2 separate regions of the Mus musculus genome follow, and region 1 is linked to region 2. Evidence: chromatin loops called from intact Hi-C (ENCODE). Cell type or tissue: heart. All regions are shown on one strand.

The links. Peaks named below come from ENCODE experiments on the same cell type or tissue, not always from the same donor. Only the 100,000 strongest peaks of a DNase experiment are listed, where the experiment ranks them.
Region 1: a loop joins it to region 2, with 8 times the contacts of the local background. A loop is called at or near these places in 14 of 42 quality-filtered maps.

Annotation. Positions count from the first base shown.
Region 1 is chr2:115,510,654-115,518,653 of GRCm38, reverse strand. 3110099E03Rik (RIKEN cDNA 3110099E03 gene) reads left to right here and starts at 6,453. Exons shown (of 3, transcript NR_030712.1): 1 at 6,453-6,515. In heart, a CTCF peak has its summit at 3,423 (motif pointing left); no DNase peak of the experiment used is centred here; H3K4me3 peaks cover 355 bases; H3K27ac peaks cover 2,726 bases.
Region 2 is chr2:115,852,289-115,860,288 of GRCm38, reverse strand. No RefSeq gene overlaps it. Among named protein-coding and RNA genes, the nearest start is that of Gm31590, 49 kb to the right of the region's middle. In heart, a CTCF peak has its summit at 4,314 (motif pointing left); a DNase peak (open chromatin) is centred at 4,278; H3K4me3 peaks cover 5,113 bases; H3K27ac peaks cover 4,918 bases.

The DNA.
Region 1 (8,000 bases), 340 kb after region 2:
TTCCTTCATAAAGGTAGCTAATGGGCTTTAAGAGTTAATAGAGAAAAGGGTTCTTGTGTACAAGACCTGTGCACATGGAGTCAACAGATACTTGATGCTGTCTTTGAGTCTCTTGGTTGCAGGCGTTAGGAACAGCAGCCCCCTGGAGTATCCGTTTATGAGTCTATCTTCTGTAGGCTAGCATCTGAATGATATGATAACATGTTTGAAGGTTTCATTCCTGCATGGCCCCTCTTCACCCTCCTTTCTATTCTGGTGAAAGCTATTTTGGAGATGAGTGGGTTATAAACCACGCAAACAGTTTTATAGAGTTTCTTTTTTTTTTAATTATTTTTTATTTAAAGACCAGGTTTGTAGTGCATAGATAGGGGGTGTGACTCAGGAACAGAACACACATTTATCATGCACAAAGTTCTGGGTTTAATCGCCAGCACCATAAAAGGAAATTGTGGCATGGGGTAAACAGCAGATAATGAGTGTTTTGCTCAAAATAGCCATCTCCTTTTATGTAGGTGACTGGTATGAACACTTAAAGCATCAAGGCATAATTTCATGTTAAAGTTGTATGAATTAGCAATCCCCCCTTTTTTGTCACAGTTTTTGGGCAGCACCAGGATATAGTAATCTTTGCTCTTTCTTTGCTGTATTCTTGTTACTGACCATTTTGTTTATCAGTGGCTTATCATGGGAATGGCTCAGAATTTGCTGTATTCTTATCTCTGGCCTTAAAACTGAATATCATTTCTAAGTGGAATAACCTGCCCTGCGAGACGAGCCTGCAGAAAGCATGCTGCGATCTGCAAGTGGCAGGGATGAGGAAACGAGAGGTAACTCTGGTCACCTCTATCTTCTCTGATTTGATAAAGCAGGAGGCAAGGCAGAGCAGTGGGCACAGTTGTGAAAAAACGTGTAACTCACAGAGTTTCCCTGAGATTGAGCGAAGGATGAAGGCCAAAGGCTTCTTAGTTTTGCAGAAGTTGACATCACTTATTGATGCCCTTTCCAATCTATTTCCCACGTCAGGCTAATCAAGTGTTTTTGTTTGAAAGAAAATTTTACGTTGTTCTTAATGTAGCACTAATATTTTTCAGACTTTCCCTTTCCCTAAGCCACACTATCCACCATTACAAAGTTATTTAAATACACATTTCAATTAATTATGCCTCCTAAAAACCTATCAATTTTGTCATTATGTTGGTTATTGTGAATTACATTTGAGAAAAGACAGTGGAGGTAAAAAGAAATATAGGAGCAAAGAGAAAAATGTAAGCATTATTTGAGGAAAAGTAAAAAACAGTTAACTATCAGAATGAAAAACATTAATTAAGAATCAGGAAGGATTTCCTTAAGTTTAAGTAAGGAAAAAAAAAAGGTACTTATGGGTTAAAACATAGCCCTGTTGCTCACACACAAATCCTGACAATCACAGAAGAATTCAGGCTGTCCATATTAAATGCAATATTAATCAATTGCTCATTATCCTATTGTGTCCTGTTCCTTCCCAAGACTTCTGCCAAGTGTGCAGAGTTTACAGTAGGTTCAGAGACAGCAGCAAGAAGGCTGAGGAATTGAGAAATAGCCCCAGTGAAACAGGGGTGAAGTAGCGGCCTTGTTTAGTCTGGAGAGGCAGAGCTGGAGGGCTTAACAGCAGCCCTCCCTTCCATGACAGAACACAGCCCTTTGCAGGTAGAGGTGAACAGCTGGTCTCTGTTTCCTCTGAGGACAGTACAAGCCGTGGAGTCTTAAGTGCAGTCAATGGGGATTCAAGCAAGATGTTAAGAAGCCTTCCCAACCCCAGGAGATGTGCAAGGAGAGAACCATCAGGTTTTCTGGATTTAGGCTGTGTTGAATTATGGTTATTAATTATATTTTAAGTCAGAAAGTTGAAGTTGAAAAATAAAAAGGAAAGGACAATCTTCCATGCAGGACCCCAGAGAGGAAAAGAGTGGATAAATTGTGATCTGGGGCCAGAGACCATATGGGATGAATGAACAGTATCACTTAGGATATTTGGCCGGAAGAAAACGAAATACAGAATGGAAAAAAAAAGGGGGGGAGGATTGCATACATCAAGAAAAGAAAAAGAGAAAAGTATGGGAGGTATTTATATTAAGCAGACTATTTTAACCAAAGTTTTGTTTTTGGTCATGGGAAAAGAATCCTAATTGTCCAAGTGTGTGAGAAATAGTACTCGCTGCTGGTTAACCCTGTTTTGTAAAACCGGTGTAGTCAAATATGAGAATCAGGGCCAAGAAGCAGATTGGCCATATTTTATTTCTGCCTTTACAAAACAATACATGCAAACCAGAAACGGGATGAAATGACTTTTCAAAGCTTTCCCAACCTTTTGATTCTATGACATAAAGGGAAATGGTGGTTATGAGTCAAGCAAACAGTGAGTACATACAACACAAATCAAGGACTAGAAACGTCCACATCAAAGAGGCAGGATCCGGATGGTAGGGATTACTAAAATAATAATAATGATAATAATAATAATAATGATAATAATTCCAAGCATCATTGACATTGTTAGCAGGGGAGATACAGACTGAGTGGCCAGTGATGTAGGCCTTGTGAAGATCAAGCTAAGGAAGGAGACCCATGATGGGTTTAAGAAACTTAAAAGTCTAAGTCTTGCCGAGTGATAAGAATGTTGCTTTTTAAGGCAGTCATCTGTGGTTGCAAACCTATGTATGGTGTTTGGGATGATTGCAGTTGTAGAAACACAGACACAATGATGGGCATCTCACACAGCAAATAGCTCAAGGATGCACCTTAGCCTTTAAGATCATGACCAATGTTAAATTATTTCATCCTTCTTTAGCCATTTTAATTCCCACACTACTCAGAATTAAGTGTAAGTGTTCCAGTTTGCTGTACGGTGGGCCTGTGCCGGCACTCCACTCCCCGTTTTCAGGGCTAGTTGTGATCAACGTTCTGGTTACTGGTTATATTCTGTGACTGTTGAAATGGGTAAGACCCTCGTCACACTGGGCTTTGCTGAGCCAATGCCGGGTTTGCTCATTTAGTATGTTCCATCTGATGGGTTTTATAGTGCATTGCTTTGTTTTGTTTTTGCTTTTTTTCTGGCATAAACTTTTCTTCACTCTAAGTAGCAGAAAATAGAATCATGTTTGTATTTGTCAACATAACAGTTATATATAGCTTATAGTATTCTGGTACACAGAACTTAATCAAAAATAGATTGCTGGCCTTTTTTTTCTGCTTTTAAAAAATATGCTTTGAATTCACTTGTAAAATGATTTGGGTTTGGAAATCTTTCTTTCTTTTCTCTCTCTTTCCCTGTCTCTTTCTCTGGCTGTCTCTGTCTCTGTCTCTCTCTCTCCCTTATCTCCCTCGCTTTCGACAAAGAAAAGCCTTTTGTTCTGGTCCCTGCCAGTGCCTTATTCAGTGACTTTCTGCTGTCCCCTAGTGGCCCGTTAATCTTTTTGACGATGGTGTGATTGTCCCTGGAACCAATTCTCCTCTCTTCTGTTTTTTCCCTCCCTTTCTGACTCTCATCAGCAGGCATTTAAAACATTTCTAAACAACCCACGAGTTACCTTTTAGAAGCAGCAACTACATTCTTCAGCATTCAGTCTCTGCGCTCAATTATACATGCCCAGGGAGGAGAAGCCATCTAGGCACACTCTCCTGTCCCCTGCCCCATGTCCTCCCAAATTCAGATTCTCGAAATTCTAACACAAAATTGATGAAAGCAAAATGCTGTCGGCTTTGACTGTTCCTAAATGCCAGACGGTGGTGAAGTGTAGTTTGTGACAGGTTAGACTCTTTATGTCAATGGGTTTACAAACAAAAATTATCGTATTGCTTTCCTTTCTCTTTTGAAAGTTCTGCTTGGTTACTTTCATGTTTGTAGTTGCTTTTTTTGTGGTGGCATTTGTCAAGAAGTAAAAAAATACAACAGCATTCTCAATATTTGAAACATTAGATTAATTTACTTATGTGAAAGGCAGATTCTCATTCATAGTTACCAGGCTGGCTTTAAGAGATAGGGTCAAAATTTTCTCTGTTACCTCTCTACCTAAGTCCAAAACTTTCAATAAATGAGAGCTGGATTTGCTATTTACATCTTACGTCATTAAGCCACATACGTTCAGTTCTAATGTGGTGCTGGTAAATTTCTTAACAAATTCTTTCCTTCCGTTTACTAGTCATTTCAAACTGCACTTAATGAAAATGAGATACCTAAGTTTGTCAGAATCCGTAGTTCGGTTTTTAAAATTTAATATTAACCGATTAAAGACAGTAAACCTGGCTTGTACAACCCCTTTAAAAGATGGTTTAAAGCATTACCGAGACTTTACAAGAAAAGAAAAAAAAATCCCAACTTGGATGAAATCTAGCCCATTAATTGAACATTAGAGAAATCTGAGCTGAATGCTGAACTAATGATCGCTTGGCTCTGCCTTGTTTGGCACTTGCCATGGTTTTGACAATGATCACTTGACTAGTAACACTATTTTCTTTCTGAACTCAGGGGGAAGAGGGTTGGGAGCGGGGGAGGGGAGAAGAAGGCGCAAAGCCTAGGTCCTCCTATTTCTTGGTAATTCCAGTGTAGTCTGGCTGCGTGGCAGCGAAGGAGCTAAGCTGCAAGGCTCCCTTCAATGACATGAAGCTTGTTTCTTCAAAGAAAAGTTGATGCAGTTTTTAAGACTGCCTCTTTTCTGAAAGGTCAGATGGCTGCCCAGTTTAGTCATTTCGTGTGTTTATGCATGCCTCCGCTGGGATAAGGCATTACAAAACAAAGCCCCGGATTGCAATCAATCTTGGCCTAAGTGCAAAGTCACCCGACCAATCTCTGGAATCCTGTGCCTATCATGAGACAGGGGGAAGGAAGGGCTTGTGCCTCCTGCACTTCTTCTCAAGAGAAAAGACAAAACCCCTTCCTAAGCCTTTGTAGGGCTCCTGCTTCTCCTCTGCAGCCTGACCCATCTCTCAAATTCAAATTACAGGGTTTTCTAAAAATACATCCTTCATCAAACATCCTAATTTACAGTAGCTATTTTTCACAGAGAAATGCCTGATTTTTTGTTCATTTTTTCTTGTTATTGTTGTTGTTGTTGTCTAATTCAGATTGTAAATGTCCTAAAAATGTTCTCCTGGAGTTATTTTTAAAACCTCATGGTAAGTTAGGTGTAAATACTGTGACTATTACTGGGACCTTAGGAAGCAACATATTTTTGACTGATTCCTGGAGGTGAGAATGCCATTTGGAATTTTAATTAATTTAATTTCCATTTTAGATAAAATTACTCTGAGAAATCTTAATTCTAATGAATAAATGGATTTTATTTTTTCTTTTCTTTCTTTTTTTTTTTTCCATTGAAGATTCCATTAGAGTTAGGGAAAAAATAGAGGATAAAGTTTCCTTTAAAGAAAAATTAAGGCTACAGACAGCCTTAATAAACCTTCTGCAAAGTAATCGAGAATAGCCAGTGGTCTGTTCTCTGCAGAATTAGTTCTTCCAAAACAATACTAAAACTGAGCAGTCGTACTTTTTACAACTCTGGAGACTATCTAAACAAAATGAGCAGATTTATAGGGCTATTTTTAGTGCGCGTCACTGCATTACAGTTTACATTCGCTTTTGAACCTTATTTGACATCCCTAGTAGAAAAATACAGGCAGAACACTCATTAAGACCCTTCATAAAGACAGTCTCCACGGGGCCGTTACCCCCCAAAAAAACCAAAGTTGAGGTGTGTTTCAGAATGTTCTTTTGGACTCGAAAGTTTGTTTCCATTTGTCAAGAAAACTCTGAGCCCAATCGCAGATCCAGAGGGTCTGTTTATGACCGCCTCTCCTGCCCTACTCGTTGGTGGTATGTCCTAAAAACAGAAGTAAAATCACACTCTCACGGTTGGGAATTTTCAGAGAGCAACAGGTAAGTAGGCTATGTCTAAGTACCTATTGTTTTCCCACAAATTGTAAAGTCACTTCCAAGTATAAGTAACTTGCTGAAAAAGTGAAACATTGGGACTTTCTGCAAACCATTCTTGCATGGAAGGAAAAAAAAACATGGAAGAGCTTATGCAATGTTATGAAATATTTCACCACACAGATTTATGGAAAAGCTACAGTTGCATTTTAAAATATAGTCAGGAGAATTAAGTGCTTGCATTTTGGACACCAAGTTTCTTTAGCTTTTCCATCCAGAGAGAGAGGTGGGTGTCTATTTCCTTCATGGGCTGTCCTACCTTCACCGGAGGTTACAAATGAAGACTCCATCTCCTTTGTGTATTGTGGGAAAAAAAAATCAGCCAGAGGAAAATACCAGAAAGACAAGTTCAGATGCAGCTGTCATGTCTTTTCCTCCAATGGGAAGGGGACGCTTTCATAAGGTTAGACTGTCCGGGGAACTACATTGACATCCTGCTAAGTGTTACGTGTTTTTATATTAACTGTGCTCAGTAAGACTCTACAATAAGGAAATGCCTTAGCTGTAGACATCATTTATGGAACCGTATAAATAGAGCTCACATTCAAAGGTAAGAAAACAGACAGGATTTTACACCAACTACCCTCTGATAAGATTATGTTTTCAAAGCGAAAACCATGTCTACAGAATGTTGTGGTGTGGAAGTATCCGATTAAACTCTTAGGAAAACAGACTTTTCCACAAGCGGCCTCTTTATTTGCCACACCTCGGGGATCTGATTAAAAGTTAGTGTACTGCATTTAAACCTGAAAAGGGATTCGTGTAAAATTATGGCTTCACAGATTGCTCTTTGAGAACTGAAGATGAAACGAGAAAATGACATTTGGACTAAGAGCCATTGTAACTGCTGGAAAAATGTCAATGGAGGCATTTGGGGGAGGTTTCAGCTTGCTATAGAGGAATCAAATGACCTAAGAAAGTAGTTTTATAGCTGAATGAGTGTTTTTAACGAGTTAAACATGTTACTACGAGGACCTTAAAGCCACGCTGTAAACAATAGCTTTGATTAAAAGATTGTCAGGATTGTTTGTTTAAATTTTTTTTTTTTTTTGTATTTTAAGTTTTCAATCATACTATTTGGCTTTGCAGTATGAAGAAATGATATATTTCTACTGAATTTATCAATTACTAATTAATTTGGTGGTGAGTGCCTAATTTGAGGTTCTATTTAGCATAGGTCCAGGTTGAATTTCTTCTAACGTTTGGTTATCCTTGGCCTATTTAACATATGAATTAAACCCAAATATCTTTGAAAACTCAACCCATACCTTTTCCTTCCCAGATCATAAAAATAATTTATTGTCGTAATCTCAATTTATAGTTTAGTTAGGCAGAGTGAAAATACGACCTCTGAAGGAATCCCCCCCCCCTTAGCTCCAGTCTGCTTTACAGTGGGTTGTGTGTGTTGCTACAAGTTGCTGTAGCTAACACTTAATATGTTGATGTAAGAGAAATAAGCTGCTCTGCATTTAAAAATAATATTTAGATGAGCAAACATGCAAAATCCTCTGAAAATAGATGATTTTGCTCCTTGTAACTTTAACTGAAAAATATGAAAGAAAAAAAATGAGAGAAACCTAGCCATAAGGCCAATCTATTGCAAGCAGGGACAGATGAGAGATTTTTCAAAATTAAACTGCTAGGAAAAGCAGTTGTGAGGCAGTCTGTTTTCTTACTGGGGATGGGAGGAATCAAGGGTATTATAATTGAAAATGCATGCCTATAGCAACTAAAATGTTCTTTTAGGATATTCTTGTTTTGTTTCATAAATATATTTTGAAAAAAAATCAAAATGATTAACAACGTTTTTTTTTAATTTTGGTGATCTTTCCAGTTCTGGTGGATTTAGTTCAAATTTTAAAACATTGCTTTATGTGTTGTATATTTTTGCCCATAAAGCATTCTCCAAATGGTAGTTATTTATGTGAATAAAAGAACAAAGCATGGAAATATGGCTTTTCTTCCTACTCCATTATTGAAACGGAATATGATCATTAGCCAGGGCCGGGGTTTAGTCGCAACACTTTGAAAAATA
Region 2 (8,000 bases):
CCCCTCCCCTCCAGCCCCAACAGTGTCAAAGCTACTTTAGCTGAGGCTTTAGAAATAAAATAAATAAACAGCATCGCCCCCTTCTCTTCGCACCACCGCCCTACCCCCACTTTCCGACACCGATTTATGGATCATTATGAATCAATTACCGTTCTCAATACTTTCCCATTGGCTTAAATAAAACAGTGGAAAGATAAAAACGCGGGGTTCGGTGGGGGAATTTTTTTCCCCCTGACAGGAACAATCACAAAATCCATTATCTCATAATCAGAGGCTCTGGGTTAGGAGGTGAAGAGAAAAGAAGGGGTCACTCAGGAAATAACACAGGAGCGCCAGAGGGGAGGTGTCGCCCAGTCTCTGCCTTTGTGGTATTTGGTTTTGTTTGTTGTGTGTTTGAGGTGTTTTGAACGCAGGGGAGGGGGGCTGCGCGTGAGAATTCGCCGTCTGCAAGTTGATGGCCTGACCCTTAAACTCCTTTGCCAATCCTCCTTCAGGGTGTGCCTGGCCAAGCATCTCTTGGTAGCCTGGAGTGAGTTCGCACGTGGGAGAAAGGTGTGGAGGAGGAATGGACTGACCGGTCTGCAGGGCAGATTTGCACTTTGTTGTAGGCAACTCTGCTTGGGCAGCTGGGGGGCCCCGTGGGGATAGTCCCCCCTCCCGCCACTCCGCCTGTCCCGCATGGGGCTGGCTGGTTTTGTCTTGCAACAGTTTGGGATCTGGACAAGCCCCCTCTCCTGCCCCCACCTCGCCGCCCGAGGCTTTTCTTCCCTCTCCGGCCTCTGGCTGGGCGGCGCTCTAGGTCCTTGTAGGTGTTTCTATGACTACATTGTGTGTGTGGGAGGGTCAGATGTGGGGGTTGCCCGAGAGAGGGCCGTTCCTGGGCGGTCATTTATCAATGTCACCCACATAATGATTCTCTCTGCAGCGTCCTATTGATGAGGATAATTACATTAGCTCAGAGTGACTGATCAATGAAAAACCACCACACAAAAACTTCTTCACTCCTCTATAATACCAAAAACCGATACAGAAATAACAGAAAGTCTGATTTTCTTCCCCTCCTCTATCCACCAATGGATTCTGTACACCCCGCCCCCTCCCCAAGACCCGGGAATAAAGTAACAAAATAGACCTAGGTTTGTTTCGTTCACAGAGGATGCAATTTTGCCTGTGAATGCATTTGCTCTAAATGCGTTGGCTTCGTTCCTCCTTCGGTAAAGAATATCAACGGATTTGCTACCGTGAGTGGCTTTTAGACTGGTCTGTGGTTTTCCGTTCTTTTTATTTCTTTTCTCCCCATTGGACCTTTCTCCCCTACTTCAAAAAAAAAAAAAAAAAAGAAGATAGACAATTCTTTTTATACATAAACGGAAAATAAAATTATTCTAGATCCTTTCTCTAGATCTTTTTTAAATAAAGCATTTGCCTTGATCGGGTTACCTTTTTGTCTTTATCACTTCACAAAGTAGGGCAATTAAAGATGTGACGTTGTGTGTGGATTAAGAGTGGATCCATTATATGGCGACATAACTCGCTATATTCTCGCCTAAAAGTTTGCCACTAAATTACGATTTCGCTTTTTCTAGACTTGAAAATCAATATCTTCTCAATTAAAGAGAATTTTAATGCTTTACTTGCGAGTTGTTAAAGGCGCTGTAAATTTTATTGTAATGTTTCTTAGCCTCGGAGTAGATCCAAGAGACGTTGATTCTCCGGGTCTTTTTCGTCTAGCCAGGAACCTTCCACTGGTTTCTGATGAAATACCAGCTACAAAGGTAAGCAGAGTTCCGCAGGGGATCGGGCACTGGGAGGGAGCCCTCCATGGCCAGAGGCCATTGTCTGGAGTATTTCCACCTCTCTGTGTCCCACCTCCCTCAAATGACAGAAGTGTTCATTTAATCTTTCTCAGAGGCAAGCACAAGAGACTCCCATCTGCTCTGGGACAACCAGAAAAAGAGGTGCATTTCGGAAAGATTCTAGACTCTTCCCAGTGCCCCAACCCCTTTTCCTTAAAGTGTACCTCAGAAAGACCCTTTCACAAAATCTGCCATATTTGACATGTCCCCAGCCTCTGTGTCCCAATTCGCTAGCCACCCTCAGGGGCACACTGCTTACAGATGGTTTCTCCTTCCACTGGCTCTTCCTAGTAAAAGTTCTCTTCCCGGTAAAAGTTCTTGGAGAGAATTAAATGTGTTGTGTTAATAACCCAGTTCTGCTACTGCTCTCTCCTGCAAACTTGAAGTCTAGTGATCAGGTGCCCAAAGAAGTCCAAAGATGAGAGTCCCGAGGCCCAGTGACTGGGATGAAGAGCATGGTAGAGAAACTTTCTAAAAAGCAGAGAGAGGAAAATTGAGCTGTGATGAGCTGTAATCAGAGAGCAGGGAGTGGCAGACAGTGAGTCTTCCTGACTTCTTTATAATTTAAAAAAAGAGGTAACAAAAGGGAATCGGATGCCCGAGAATTACATTTTTTTTTTAACCCAAAGACAGTTTAAAAGTGCGTCCTCAGAGGTGCCGGGAAGGGCCTGAACGTCTCAGAGGATCCACTCAGAAAGCTCCCTTTGCAATTCACTCTCAGTTAATTTGCTGGGAATGAGAAGACTGGGCAAAGGGCTATGTGTGTGGTGAACGGAGGGCTTAAGTAAGTATGATGGGAAGGGGCACCTACATATAATGAGGCTGCTGTTTTAAGCTGAATAGAAAAGAAGTGAGGTAGACAAAAGCCACACACACACACACACACACACACTCACACACTCACACACAGTGCACTTTAAAATTATTCTCACCTACCTGTCTTCTTTTCTTCTCTAACTACACACTGTATGGACTCCTATATATAGGTGGGGGATACTCAATGTGTCCTATTGTCTGCAGACCCACCGGACAGATTCCCATTTCTGTAGACTCCTGACTGTAAGCCTAGACCGTGGCCTTTTTTATCAAGGGAGTCAGGCTTTGTTAATGTATTTGTACTTTTCTGCTTTCAGTCTAGGTTTCTGCTTTGTAGGAAGGAGGAGGTACAAGGAGGGGGAGGGGAGCAGAACACAAAGACTATCTAGTTCTCACCGAGCAGGTTTCAAAATAGAACTTAATGGGAAGAAAGAATAAAAATAAGGAGGAGTGTGAGAATTGTGCATTACAACAAATTTACCAGTACACGAAGAATTTTTTTTCCTTTTGAGGATTTTGTTTTCTTCATATTGAAACATTTTCAAATTTTAATCCTTAGCAGACAAAACCTCAATATAAATATGACATGGGCCACTGGCAAAAAAAAAAAAAAGAAAAAAAAAAGAAAAAGAAAAAAGAAAAGAAAAAAGAAAGAAAGAAAAAGAAAAAAGAACTTAAACTCAGTGCCCAGAGGGGAGGGGCGCAGGGAGAAGAGAGGGCCCTTTCTGATTAATAACTAGCAGGGTAATGTTGAGGGCTTTTTCTGCCCGATTGCCTTTTTGAATTAGAGCCGATTTCTTCACACTTCAATAGTGCCTGTCTCCTTTAAAATGATTGGCAGATCTGTTTCTCTTTTTTCTCTCCCTGAGACTTAATGATGTAAATTTTCTAATTAGTTAAATCATATTGCTTAAAGGGCTAATATTTACCGTGTAAGAAATGATCATTCTGATTTGGACCTCTTGAAATATTTCGAGAAATAACATTTGGCTTTTAGGTTGAGGGATGGGGTGGGGGGAGGGGGGAGGCGCTAGTGGAGTGAGGGAAGGCACGGACCGGCAACATGTTAAATTAATAGTTCAAGTTGAGCTGGGCTCACACCCCAAGTCCGCTTTTATTTTTCAATCAGCGAAGATTTAATTGGCAGCCCTCGGGCCGGGCGATCTGATATTTTCTCATTAGTTTCCCATCACTAATCTTGAGTGGTAGGTTGTCTTACAGGTTGTCAACATTTGACCAATTTTATTTAAGGGGGGTGGGGGGTGGGATGGGGGCGCATTATGACTTCGGGATGTGAGACCTGCAAATAAATCCTGCTTGGATCAGCGGAACTAACAGGCGAAAAAAATGTTGACTATTCATCGTCGTTTCTAATAAGTTGCATTAATATATATTTCAAGAGGGTGTGATTATATGTGCTCTGTAAAGACACAGATGAAAAGAGGTCGGAGCTGCAGCACTAAACTAGTTGAAGTGAAACGTAGATACATTTCCAGCCGAAGGTAAATAAGCCGAGTGGAATCGTTGTTGAGGGTTTAGGAGGTACGATCCTCCTCCCCTTCCTCTTGCAGCTGCGTGAAACCGCCAAGCCTGTGTCACCGAGCTCTGAGCGGCTCCGCGGGCTGGTCCACAGATAACATCAGAGCGCCCCCTGCTGGCCTTCAGGGCAGACCGCGGCGGGACAGCCCCCCGCGAAGCCAACGGTGTTTTTCTGCGCCCCCCACCCTTCTCCACCTACCCTTTCCACTACTCTCACCCTCGTCCGCTGCAGCGAGGGAATAGCTTGTCATGGCTGAACATTTAAATGAATAAATTTTAAAAATAATAATAAAACAGGAAAGTACTCACACCTTTCACTTGGCCTCGGGGAATAAACGACCAAATGCCTAAGCAAAAGGATTCGTTTTCTAATCTCCTTATTCTGTAGGGGTTTGATCAAGTTTGCTTTTTCCCCCCTTGCAGATTTAACTTCCAAAGATATATTTTAATGGACAACCCTGAAGGCTTTTTATTATTATTGCTATTAAAAAATAGATATCTGATGAGGGGCAACAAGAAATGCCAAATAATATTTCTTGTACTTGTAAAAGCAAACTCCGGGGGGGGGGATTTCACAGGTTTATAAAAGTCTACAGGAATCGCTTTTGGAATTTAAGCAGTTCTCAATTTGAGGTAATTCCTTTTGCACACATCTTTGGGATCCCAGAGCATTCAAAATGTGTGTGTGTGTGTGTGTGTGTGTGTGTGTGTGTGTGTGTGTGTGTGTCTGTCTGTCTGTCTGTCTGTCTTAGTTGTCACAGTATCCATACACAAACAGGTCTTTTCCATGCCTGTGTTTTTCTTCCCTGACCCTGTTTTCTTGCTTTTGCTGAACGCGGACAGAGCGGCTGAAGCGCACCCCAATATCCTGCCGCCTCCGGAGTGTAAGCACTTCATCTCTCTGCACCGCAAGGTGCGCCGTTTGGTTTCAGAGAGTTGGGGTTTGGTGCACAGCGGCGTACTTCTAGCGTCCAGATTACTCTCTCCTGGGATTTCTGCACAGGGTAGAAGGCGCAAGCAAGCAGGTAACGCGACCCATCTCCATCGCCTCTGCCTCTGGGAGAAGACGCTGACAAAGCAGCCGTGTCAGAAGGGTCTCCCCGCCGCAGTTGGACCCCCCACATCAGACATGGCAATCTACCACGCGGAACGACTTTGGCTTCTCAGGGAGTTTTTGGTTTTTATTTTAAAGAATCAGATTGCGGGTTTTTCTGAGAGCAATTCTGAGGAACGAGGCTCTGGGGAAGGAAAGAACGGTGCATTTGGAAAAGGTGTGTCTTTCCTCCCCAGTGCTTCTAATTCTTGGATTGCGCAATCCATTCTCTACCCTGGCTCTTCTGCAGATTCCACTTTCACATCTCAGATCCCCACCCTCGTTTGTGGATGTTGGAGGTCTGGGTCAGGCACCCTGGGACCCCACAGAAAGGGGCGCTTCTAGGAAAAGGCAGTGGTGGGAGTTAACCCAGATCTTTTGGGCAGAATAGGGATGGCTAAGTGCAGCTGAGCTTGAAATATTGTTAGGGACTATTGTAATAACTGAGATAGATTTAAATATGCACCAGCAAGCAAGCTGTTATGCCGAGAAGGAATCTGTTTTGAAGTTCATTGCATTACTTTAAAAGTACATTCTTCTCTGAGGAAGTCTGCCACTGCGGTTGACTTTTTTGAAAGGTCCCCTTTAAGCTCAGTAAAGTGTAAGAGAAGTTACTGCACAACACATGGACCGCCTTAAATATATGTGTACATAGGTATTTGCGTGCCCAGGGAATGCATAGCTGTCCGTGCAACTATATAAACACAATAAAACAAACACAAGGGAGTGGACCCCGCTGCAGCTGAACTCAGAACAAGAAGCAGTCAGCACTATACTCTCACACTCACGAGGGAGGAAGGGTAGAAATCCCACTGTGTTTGGTTACAAACAGCTTAATAAAATTGGGAGGCATTGACAGTCTGGTCAGTGTTCTAAATAAATTGACACGAAGGTCCTCCAGAAGAGACAGAAAATACCTCACCATCAATCTTAAGCCACTTGCCGATTATGATTGCAAGAAAGAGATCACCGAGACTTAGCTTCTCAAATGGCTTGTTAACAGCCCCATGCCTATGTTTTGGCAACAAAATTAACTCTCCAGGAGGAAATAAAATTTTAAAATTTGTTTTGTTTTGCTTTAAAGGCAAAGAAAAATCATCCAAGGAACTTGCTTTTAACACCCTGGATTTGTTGCTGGTCAGAGACTGCTCTTCCCTTCTAGTTTGCTCAGTTGGGCCGACAAAAGAAACGGGATCAACTGATACCTCCATGGGATAAAAGAAAACACTAATATCAGCCTTTAGTTTTCCCTCTTGCTTAGAAGAACTTTATTTTTAATGTCCAGCGTTTTTGTGGTTGAAAGTTGTGCAGATGTAAAAGATGTTAGTTACCTTGTCCACAGCTATCAGGCGACTGGTGTCACTTGAATTTTGCAAGCTTTTTGTATCCATTTGAGTTCGTGAGAAAGAGAATTAGATACCAATATTGTGCACTTTCAAGTAGGTACCCTCCACCCCATCCCTCTCTCAACAGCACCCAAGCCTGCATCTGAATCCTGATGCCCTAATAACCACACTTTACAGAAAAAGGTGGTTAAGCTTTCCATCACTGGGCAGTCTGACAAAGATGCAGCCTCTCTTTGCCCCTAGAGTCCCAAGAAAGAGTGTCTCCACATACGCAAATATTTTTTTTCTATGTTTTCCTTAGAAACTTGAATTGGGTGAACATTTCGGAGGGGTCCTGAATAATTAACATTTCAAAAGGCAAAATGCTGAACAAAGAGAGACAGGTACCAACAACAAAAATATAAAATGAACCGTGCTTTAAAAAAAAAAAATCAACTGTACAGTTACAGATGCCACATCTCAACCTCTCTCACCGAGTGACCCGCTCTCCTAGCACTGAAGCCCTCTCTCCACCAGAGATTCAGGAAAACTGGGGTGTCTGGGGAGAGAGAAAGGGATGGGACCTCCTGGCAGCCTACTCTTCCCACCTGTTCCCTCCGCCCCAAGCTAGATAGAAGTGGCGCCCAGACTCCAAGTGACACTCATCAGGGTGTGTCGCCAAACCAAAGTGGAAACCCAAGTAAGTCCCCGAAGGCCCAGCAGTCTGCCAAAGGGACAAGACCTTAGGGTCGGAGGCACACGCCACCGCCCGTCTGACTGCCTGGCGGGCTGCCTGCGCTTGGGTGGACAAAAGGCTCACTGGCTACTCTAGTGTCGCAGCTGTTCTGTGTCATTCGATGGAGAGAGCAGGCGCTGCAGTGGTGGTGCGCGCGCGCGCGTGCACGGCACACACGTGCACTTGTGTCTGTATCCAGACTCAGGCACTCAACTGTCTAAGTTCCTGGCTCTACTCAGGCCCCTCAGCAGATCCCACCGCATCCCTATGCTACCTGTGTCCCCGGAGCCACGCCCAGACAGGTGTGCCCACCGTGAACCGCAAAGCCTCAGGGTAAAGACTCATGCGAGGAGAGTCAAGAGGCCATAGGCTAGGCGGGGGTCAAGAAGAATGATGGAGTTCTTCAGCTGGAATATCCCAACATTCCAGCTACTGTCACCACACTCAATCTTTCCAGCCCAGACCTGCCGGGTCCAAGAGATTGATTCTGGCAAAAAAAAAAAAAAAAAAAAAAAAAGAAAGAAAGAAAGAAAAACCTGGCTCAGGGAAACCCCGGGGGTGGCCACTGACGCCTGAGACTGAACAGGCTTGGCTTAGGTTCGAAAAACACAGTTTTAATTTTCTTAATGAAGGCG